2 separate regions of the Homo sapiens genome follow, and region 1 is linked to region 2. The links are chromatin contacts, found by POLR2A ChIA-PET in ENCODE. All regions are on one chromosome and are shown on one strand. Each heading gives the region's core, a stretch centred on a gene start or an enhancer-like site at or near the end of the contact. The rest is flanking DNA. Distances are from core to core; before and after follow the strand shown.

Region 1 (4,860 bases), core at 1,842-4,341, 140 kb after region 2:
GGGCTGTTGCTCTTATGGACTCATGACCAAATTGTCGAGGAAGAGGGATCCTGAATGCAAGGTACGGATGTTGGGGATGCAGAGGAGAAGGGAACCAAAATAGGAGTTACTAGTAAGTGCTCATCATCATAAAAAGCAGTAGATCACACTGTGGGATATTTTACTCCCTAGGAGACATTTGGTCATACCTGAGGAAGTTTCGGGTTGTCACAACTAAGAGGCTGTTATTGGCATCTAGTTGGTAGAGGCCAGGGATGTTGCTAAGTATCCTACAATGCACAGGACATCTCCCCACAACAAAGAATTATCCAGCCCAGGATAACAATAGTACTAAAATTGATGACTGATATAAGGTGATGCAAAGCACCTTACATGGATTATTTTATTAATAGTTGCAATGACTCTATGAGGTAGGAACAATAGAAAATCTCTTTAATAGACTTTCACTAACTCAACTTATTAATCAAATTAACGGATGTTCGCTGCCTCTTCCATAAAACATATGCAGTGATGTTTATGGTCACAAAATGTTCAAGGCTGGCCACTCTCTGGGATGCCTGTGCACTTCTGCTTCATCACTAGAACTGTACTTACCAAGTTGCTTTTAGTAATGGACCTTGTAATTTTTTATTATTGTAATTATGTATTTTAGTCACATATTACATAAATCAGAGTTTCCCAATTTTTTTTTTTTTTGAGACAGAGTCTTGCTCTCTTCCCCAGGCTGGAGTGCAATGGCATGATCTTGGCTCACTGCAGCCTCCACCTCCTGGGTTCAAGCGATTCTCCTGCCTCAGCCTCCCAAGTAGCTGGGCGTGCACCATCATGCCAGGCTAAGTTTTCTATTTTAGTAGAGATGAGGTTTCACTATGTTGGCCAGGCTGATCTGGAACTCCTGACCTCAGCTGATCCGCCCACTTCAGCCTCCCAAAGTGCTAGGATAATAGGCATAAGCCACCGCACCTGGCCCCAAGAGTTTCCCAATCTTGGCACTGACATAAATGAATGAAATGAGTGCAAAGATAAAGAGAGTTTTTCTATGATAGCATAGTCTCATGTGGCAGAGACTGGCTATGTCCTCACAAACCTGTCTCCTCTAATTGCTGGGCACAGAGTTGGACTACATTTCCCAGAACCCTTTGCATTGGATGGGACTATGTCTCTACTTTTCTTACCAAGGGACTGTGAGCAGAAGTGGTATGCTTCCACTTCTTATCTTCCAGGCTGAGGTAGTTAGTTAAGAGCGAGTGTGCCTTCATCGTCCTTCGCCTCTTTCTTTCCCCTTCTTCTCACTTGATGCATTCAAAAGCAGTAACCTTGGAAGCCACATATGGAAGATTGCAGAGCCAAAAATGAAGGGCCTACACATCCCTGAATCATGCTTGGAGGAGAGCCACTCATCAATTAGGAGCACCTGCTTTGGCCTCTATGTGAATAAGAAACTTCCATTGTTCTTGAATTGCTATACATTTCTGGGTTTGATTGTTAGAGTAAATAGTGTTTTCTTAAAAAAAAAAACACAACAGGGTTGAAAGTTTTGGAAATACTTGTAAAAGTGAGTCCCTCAAAATTCACAATTAAATTAGGTGTGGAGGCCAGGCGCAATGGCTCATGCCTGTAAACTCAGTACTTTGGGAGGCTGAGGCGGGCGGATCACCTGAGGTCAGGAGTTTTAGACCAGCCTGGCCAACATGGTGAAACCCTGTCTCTACTAAAAATACAAAAGAAAATTAACGGGGTGTGGTGGTGGCTGCCTGTAATCCCAGCTATTCGGGAGGCTGAGATAGAAGAACCTCTTGAACCCAGGAGTTGGAGGTTGCAGTGAGCTGAGACCGCGCTGCCGCATTCCAGCCTGGGTGACAGAGCGAGACTCCATCTCAAAAAAAAAAAAAAAAAAAAAAAAAGAAACAAACAAACAAAAAATTAGTTGTGGGAGAGACAATGGTAAAATATTGGGATATTGGGAACGAAGTCATAAGCATCTAAAAGAATTTTACTTTTCTATTTATTTTTAAGAGTCTTTAAGCTCTGGTTTCATTTTGAGGAAATCATTGACTATGCATTGCTGGCATGGCTTGTGGAAGGAAACCATCTTGGATTCTAATCAGCAAACCCAAAAGGCCCAGCCTTACATCAAAGGATTGACCTGTATTCATGTGCATTTAGCTATTTTAAGTTGAAACTCAAGGTTTAAAGTAAATATATATCATTTTTTATGATGTCTGGCTTTAACTAATTTTTTAAAATAAACTACTTACCACTAGTGTCGATCCCATTGAGTGAGAGAACTTCTAGAGCTCTGCCAATTTACAAAGGAGGAATCTGGGGTTCCAGAAGGTATGGTGACTTTCCCAAATCACATGGATAGCAGGTGGCCCAGCCAGCATTTACTCTAGGCTCCCACTTCCCCAATGTTACTCGTGGTGTCTTTTTTTCCTCTTGGGAACTCTGGGAATACTGAGCCAAAGGCCATGATCTCTGTATCTGATGGAGAAGCCAGTTCTGGCTTCCAGAGGCTTGTTACAAACAATGGGTAGCAAATGCTCCCAAGGAAGTTGCTCATTTGGCAAATGCTTTAGTTTTTAGGGGTACTTAACTGCATGAAAAATAGAGCCAAGGAGCACAGACCCTGGCTCTGTGTCAGTCCTGCTCAGAGATCCCAATGCAGGCTCCACCTCAATGCAACTGGTGTCTCCATCCCTGCGATGCTATAGCCACCAGTCTTCGGGAAATGCTCCCGATCTCAGGCTCCCTCTCACTGTCCCAGAACTTTCTTTATGGTTCACAAACACATTAAGCACATTATCTTGTTTAAGTCTCTCAACCACCCTGTAAGTTAGGCAGGGCAGATTTAACCTCATCTTATAGAACGTTGAAGCTGAGAGAGGTTTCATTATTTTCTGAAGTCCCATGGTTGCTATGTGGTAGGGTTAGAAAGGAAATATCAACACAGGTTTTTTATTTCCCAGTTCTGCCACACCAAGTGAACTTCAGCCACCACATCAAATCCTGTCACCCTACAACCCTGTGCGCCTTCAGCAGAGGCAGCTTGGAGCCCTAGTGAGAGAAGGCCTTTGGCAGCGGCCAGTCCTGTTTTGAGCCAGGGCTCTGACTCTTATCAGCCTGAGCTGTGGTTTCTTCATCTTTTACGTGGACGTGGGTAAACATATCAACTCATTCATGAATGGTGAAGACTGTGTACATATTTGGTGAAAGTCATGATTGCAGTGCCTGGCTCACAGTAAATGTTCCATCACTGCTTACCCCCCCCACCCATCTGCTCTCTACAGTTTGTGTTGTATCTGTACCCACCTAAGTGCTGATGTCTGTGCCTGCACCTGTACATTGCATTCTGCCCCTACAACTGACTAGATGCTGGGCTTCTTCTGCCTGGATGGAAGCTTCCCAAGAGCAGGGACCATGACTCCTTCATGAAAAATGCTGTGAGATGGCTTCTTTCCTTGACCAGGAGCCAGGAGATCTGGATTCCAATCTTGTGTTACTTTCTTCCTCTGAGCCTCAATTTCCCGTTTGTAAAGTGAGGGAGTTTGACTAGATGCTCTCTAAAGTCCTTTTGAATGATGATGATCCATGGTTTCTAGATCTCTCACATCAGACTGGAAGCTCCCTGAAGCCAGAGGAACAGTGGCTGCCTCACCCCCTGGATATTTCCACCCCAGAAAGGGCTCTGCGTATTCACAAGCCTTTAAGTGCACAGCACTGTGTGCCAAGCATGGTGCTACCATCTTGGGAGAGACACAAGGAACAGAAAACAGTTCTTCCCCCCAGGAGTCCTGCCTGCCACACTTATTGAGGAGACAATACAAACACAAATTAAAAAGCTGAAGATCCTAGCTCAAGCCCTGGGCATCTCTCCACTGGAGAAATACAAACAACCTCCTAACAGACCTTCTTGCTTCTCATATCCCTCCTTGCCAGTTCATTATCTCAACTATACAAAAGTCTAAGACTGATCAGCTCACCTGCCTCAAAGCCTTTCATGGCCCCCTGTGTCTTTCCAGTGACAATCTGAACTCATTAGCATGATACCAAACCCTCTGCTATCAGGTCTCTGCCTTCCCGGCAGGGTTCCAATCATGATCACTTTTCAATGGCAACCTGGACTCTGGACATTTGGCACCACCTCCCCTCATCCCATTCCTCACCTCTACCCCAGTAAGCCCGGCCAAACTTTGCAACCACCATGACTCACTTGATTAGCTTAGGTACAATCTGATGACATCTCTTTTACTTCTCTCATTTCAACATTTGAGCCTGAGGTGCCCTTATCAGCAAGAATTTCAGGATCTTTCTGGTAAGGCCTCTCATCTCCCTCTACTCTCTGGTACACAATTGCCCAACAACTTGGGGGTTTGCGTAATCCAAAGAGATTAGTGTGTGAAGGAAGGGAAAATATAGGAAAGAACAGAGCCCTGCCGAATAAAGTGGGGCAGGTTTCCTGGAGAAAGAGACTTTCATCAGGATTTAGACACATATGAGAACTTGGGCAGGTAGTTTGTGTTGGCAACGGGGATGGGCAGACCCCTGAATATAGGAGCAATACCCAAGAGGTGAAAAGAAGCAGCATCCCTGGGTCAGACTACAGTGACCTCAAGTTGATAAATTCCAGTCTGGTAAGACTCTCAGGAAATGGGTGAACTCATTCAGTGCTGATAATGTTTCAGATTGGTATAGTCCTAGAGAGCCATAAACATAGTCTTGCTTTTGACAAGTAATCTTGCTCATGAAAATTTATGCTAAGGAAATAATTCAATTGAACACCAAAAACTCTGAACAACAATATTCATAGAGGCATTCTTTAAACTAGGGAAAATTTGGAAGCAGTCTGAAATTCAACAG
Region 2 (5,395 bases), core at 243-2,742:
CTTGAGAGGATGTCACTCGCAGGCTCAGTTCTCTCTTTCTGAAGATAGAACGCCACTTCCTGGTTAGGAGGTGGTATCCACGGGCCTCCCTCACTTACTTCCCCCTCTCCAAGTCTGCTACTCTGACAGCACCTTCTTCAATTCCACCAAAAAAGGTAGTACTAGAGTCAAAGCATCTAATCGGAGAAAACGTGTCACTCGTAGCCCCTGGGTCTCAGGAATCCAGAATTCATCCCTCCTCCCCAGAATCACTTGGTGCTTTTTGGTCAAACTACATCTATGCATGCTGTGGACCCAGTCATCTAGTCCTGGCTACATCTTCCAAAGAAATCCTCATCCAGGGCCTGGAGGGGGCATGTGCAAGGATGTTCACTGGAACATTATCTGTGGTGATCTGAGATCCAAAAAATAAAAATAAAATACCTCTCAGTCTTGGAGTGGCTGTGTTGTCTAGGATATGCTGTGCAGTGATAATGGTGGCAAAACTTACCAGTTCTGGTCAGATGCCTTCAGAAGGCAGGGAGAAGGTAGGACCCATAGATGACAAAAGCTTTCTCCAAACAGCGATACCAAGAATTGACCCAAGGTTGACAGCCTGATCCTGATCACCTGGTCTGCTAAGATCCAACCCATGTCACAGGTTTTAAGAACCACCAAGATGAAGACAGAAAGCTCCAGGGCATGGGTAGGGAAACAGTGTGGTGGGAGGAAGCAGGAATGTGCCTGGGAGGGCACGGCTGTCCCCCTGACCCCTGGCCACTGGCTCCATCTTGAAATGGCATCAGTATTATTAAGATGAGGCCAGGCGCAGTGGCTCATGCCTGTAATCCCAGCACTTTGGGAGGCCAAGGTGGGCAGATCACCTGAGGTCAGGAGTTTGAGACCAGCCTGGCCAACATGGCGAAACCCCGTCTCTACTAAAAATATAAAAATTCCATCCTGGCTAACATGGTGAAACCCCGTCTCTACTAAAAATACAAAAAATTAGCCAGGTGTGGTGGCACGTGCCTGTAGTCCCAGCTACTCAGGAGGCTGAGGCAGAAGAGTTGCTTGAACCCGGGAGATGGAGGTTGCAGTGAGCCAAGACTGTGCCATTGCACTCCAGCCTGGGAGACACAGTGAGACCCCATCTCAGAAAAAAAAAAAAAAAAAAAAAAAAAAAAAAAAAAAGCCAGGTGTGGTGTTGCACGCCTGTGATCCCAGCTGCACAGAAGGCTGAGACAGGAGAATCACTTGAACCTTGGAGGCAGAGGTTGCAGTGAGCTGAGATCGTGCCACTGCATTCCAGCCTGGGTAACAGAGTAAAACTCCATCTCAAAAAAAATTATCAAGATGAGAAAGGGCAGTCCCTTAGGCCCAGAGCCTTGGGAAAGCCAACCTCTTTCAAATTGTGTGAGTCACACTGGCCTGGGTCACCTCTGTGTCCTCCAGTGACTCAGAGGATGTATGGGGTGGAGGTAGGGGTGTTCACAGCAAGCTAGAGCTCAAAAAAATGTAGAGGATGAAACAGCAGCGCTCACCATTTCCTTCAGTTGTTTAAGGAGGACAAGAGCCACCTTCAGGTGGAAGTGACAATGCCATCTGGAAGGTCTGTTTAACAAAAGGGGTACTGGCAGCCTCTCCTGACCCCGTTCACTCAGGATAAGGGTTAGCAACGATAACTGCTACTCACTCCTCAGAGCTGCGGCAGGAAGCTTCTAGGCCACAGACAGGACGCAGCCCTCCGGCAGCAGCATTCAAGTATTTCGTATATGCACTCTCTTGGACTACACAGACTGTCTTTCTTGGGGCTGCTGTGGCTTTCCATATTTTGGTTTCAAGGGAACAAAGGGGCTTTTTAGCAGCTGGATCGGATCCTAGGTTATTTTTAGAAACGAATTTCAGCAGAATCATGTCATGCTTATGGAGAGGGGTCATCTCCCTGGGCTACCGGGTCGGGACCTGGTTGTTCCCAGGCCTCAGGATCTGGTGGAGTCCTCAGGACAAGGGGGAAGAAGTTGCCTGGCCACAGACTGAGGAGGCCACATCTCATCCACCAAAAGGGAGCACCAGGGGCAGCTGCTCTGTCCCCAGACGCTCAGCAGGAGAGGACTTAAAACAACATTCCTGTGTGGCCCAGATACTAGTCAGCATGTCCCATACTGGTCATCAGGCCTGGCTGCTCCCATTCCCTTTCTCCACTCTGACAGTCTCACCTGTACAGAGTACAGAGAACCTCCCATCCCCGCTTTACCTATTCCAGCCTTCTCTGGGCTTATTTCCTGGAAGTCACAGGCAAATCAGCGAGGGCTCCATGCTGAAAAGACAGTGCTTATTAAAAAAGGTGGCCAGGAATGATCGCTAATAACCTGCCACCCCTCTGCGCCTGTTTTATTCTTCCTTGTTCACATATTGCACAGACAGGATCCATTCAGTCAGCCTAGGCCTTTGGAAAGCGAACTGATCATGCTTCCTTGCACTTGAGTAATGTTTTAGAGCTGTGGTTCTCAAACCCAGAGTGAGCACTAGGATCCTCTGGAGAACTGGGGCAAACCTATTGGGCCCCTCCCTGCCAACTCCTGAGTTTCTGGTGCACAAGAACGGAGGTGGGGCCTGGGAAGGTGCACTCCTAACAAGTTCCTTAACAGGGTGAGCTGATGCATCTGGTCTGGGGACCACACTTTGAAAATGTTGCGAGGTTCCAAAGCATTCCCATGAACCCCTTCAGCTCCAGGCTGACATGGGAAGGCACAGGAAGATCTTGCCATGTGTCTCCTTCACTCTTCCCTCTCCCTCTGCTAGTCCTTCCAGGTTGCTGATCTCTGCTTCCATTTATCTCTGGGCAGCCCCCTTTCCCAGACAGAGCCCTGAAAAAGCCCACATTTTTTTAGTCTTTGAGAAAACAGACTTGAGAGGATGTCACTCAACAGGCTACAACAGAAGCCAAGGTCTATTCGAAAAGTTAAAACAAGCCACCTCGTGAGGTTCAGAGGGACACCCAGGCCCCTTTCAGGTTCCAGTGGAGCAAATCCCCTCCCAGCCCTGTCTTCTATCTCCACAGGAGATGAGCGATGCTGGGGCCCATACACAGATGAGGGGAAAACAAAAACAAAAGACATTCGCTGCTCACTTTGGCTCCCAAAACATTACTGCCCCTGGTTGCCTCTGGAACCCAGGCTGCCGTTCCCCTGCCATCCCCCACGGTTCCAGAAGAAGCACCAGGCTCACCGCCTCCATAACACCTCTCAGGGAGCGCCTGCCCACTGCTCCGAGGCCAGGGCGGCCAGCAGCAGCTGCTGGTTTCCAGGCCAGTTGACAAGCTGTTATAAACAGTCGCTTTAGGTTGCTATGGCAAAGCGAGTGTGCAGCCCAGCGACGGTAAAGCTATTTATGTGCCTGTAATGACAGAGTGGTCTGTTTTTTATTATTTTACTTTTAAAGTTTTCTTTTCCCAACCCCCTAAATCAGCTTTAAAAAAAAAAAAAAAAAAAAAAAAAAAAAAAAGAGCCACCGCAACTTACTCAGGAACAAAAACAGGATAGCCAGAAAATAGAGCCTATGACTTGAGCCAGGAAGGGGAAGATGGAAGCAAGGAGTGTGGGTGAGCTCCTTTCCAAAAGGGAAGGTGCGGCCTCTGGCCATGCAGGCCTCTAATCACTTAGGAACCAAAGCCCTGCCTCTGGCTCAGCTCCTCAAGGAGAAACGCCAAACCCCAGGGTCTTCTCACCTCCCTGCACTTATATTACGGATAAGAGACAAAGCCACTTTGTCTTCTTGCTCTAACAGCAGCACTCCTCCCTCCCCCCAGCCCCCACCAGCTGCCACTATCAAGGGAGGAAGACATGGAGGATTCACCAGGTGTCGTGGGAGGAGAGCTTCGAAGCCCCCATCCCCTCTGTGGGTAGCAGTGCCACCCAGGCAAGGAGCCTGCTCACTCTAGCTGGAGGGTTGCAGAGAACAACCTCTAGAGGTACCTCTGAGGAGACACGTGTTTCCTCCACTTCTACAGAGAACTTTCATCCAATCCTTTCTCCTTAGCTTTGGGGTGAAGGGCTACTTCTGCATAGCAAGACCCAAGATTTTAGTCAAGGTGGTGAGGACCCTTAGTCAGCATCACAGAGTCAGCATGCAAGGTTCAGATGCTGATGGATGAGTAACAGTGCAGCTGATTCCTCCCTAGACACATATGTCTCGGGCACCAGAGACGTGGGAAAGGTTTTTGGCCGAGGGGTTAGGGAGTGATCAGAGGTCAGTCTGCATCTATTCGATGGAAGTACTATGGCCCTCTGCCTTGACTCCCTCAACCAAAAATAAAATAGCAAAGAAGAAGAGAAATAAGGGCCATAGGTGGTTCAAGATGGGCAGGAGAGGCAGGTGCGGTGGCTCACGCCTATAATCGTGCTCTTTGGGAGGCTGAGGAGGGAGGATTGCTTGAACTCAGGAGTTTGAGATCAGCCTTGGCAACATAGTGAGACTTATTTTTTTTATCTAAACAAAATAAAGAAAAAAAATGAAGGTCAAGAAAGTGGGAGTCACAAGTCAATGTGGTAATTAATCACAGGCATGCACACACTCACATACACACAACTGAGCTGAAAGCGTGAACTGACTAATAAATATGCTATAGGTCGTCAATCACTAAACAACATGTGAGTAAGAGAAAGAGTCACCTTTCAGAAACAGCTAGTTGGAATATAAAGATGCTGCAGGAATTTATCAACCCCTTCTCCCCACCTTATTCCAGCTTCTTTTGGATTGGTATACACTTATTAGGAGATTAAAAACCTCTTACTGCCAACAGACACATTAACCAGATAAAAATAAAGTTAGGGCAGTGTTAAAAACAGCAAATTGCATAGACTGTTCCATTTCCTCCCATCTCATATGATAACTGAATGTCTCCCAGATGCCACCATGGCTCAGAAAGGATATAGATGAGAACACTCCCCACGGGGAGGAGAGAGGGCAGGAGAAGGGGGAAGACACTGATGCTCCCATCAGGGAAGCACCCTTCTGGTGCCCCAGGAGAGGTTAAAGTCCTAACTGACAGCCCTGGTTAGCTCATAAGCTCTTGTTGGAGAAATCAGAACTTGGGATAAAAATCAGTCTTGGCAGAACCTTGAGGTCAGAAGAGCAGAGCAGGCATCACTTCTAAACCTGTCAAACCAACTATCATCAGCATCCTAGTTCCTATAGGGTGGGAAGGGAGAAGGGAGAGGTGAGGAAAGAGTCCACAGATGAAAAAGGTATAGTCCTGGACTGTTGGGTGTAGGCTGATGGAAAAGTACTAACTATGAATTAAGGTTCCAGATAAGCTGTGCTTCTCTTCCTAGGTTAAGAGTATGAACTCGGCCGGGCGCAGTGGCTCACGCCTGTAATCCCAACACTGTGGGAGGCCAAGGCAGGTGGGTCACCT

The links. ChIA-PET counts read pairs that join two places held with the same protein, here RNA polymerase II (POLR2A).
Region 1: POLR2A ChIA-PET joins it to region 2 with 28 read pairs in PC-9. The contact joins two enhancer-like sites. POLR2A ChIA-PET finds 5 or more read pairs at or near these places in 5 of 52 experiments (AG04450, BJ, GM12878 and 2 more).

Annotation. Positions count from the first base shown.
Region 1 is chr1:203,536,547-203,541,406 of GRCh38, reverse strand. No RefSeq gene overlaps it. Among named protein-coding and RNA genes, the nearest start is that of OPTC, 45 kb to the right of the region's middle. Within about 2 kb of position 3,091, at least 10 of the 41 ENCODE cell types and tissues checked have a DNase peak (open chromatin) inside an H3K27ac peak, as active enhancers do.
Region 2 is chr1:203,670,413-203,675,807 of GRCh38, reverse strand. The region is part of intron 1 of ATP2B4 (ATPase plasma membrane Ca2+ transporting 4); the gene reads right to left. Among named protein-coding and RNA genes, the nearest start is that of ATP2B4, 46 kb to the right of the region's middle. Within about 2 kb of position 1,492, at least 30 of the 41 ENCODE cell types and tissues checked have a DNase peak (open chromatin) inside an H3K27ac peak, as active enhancers do.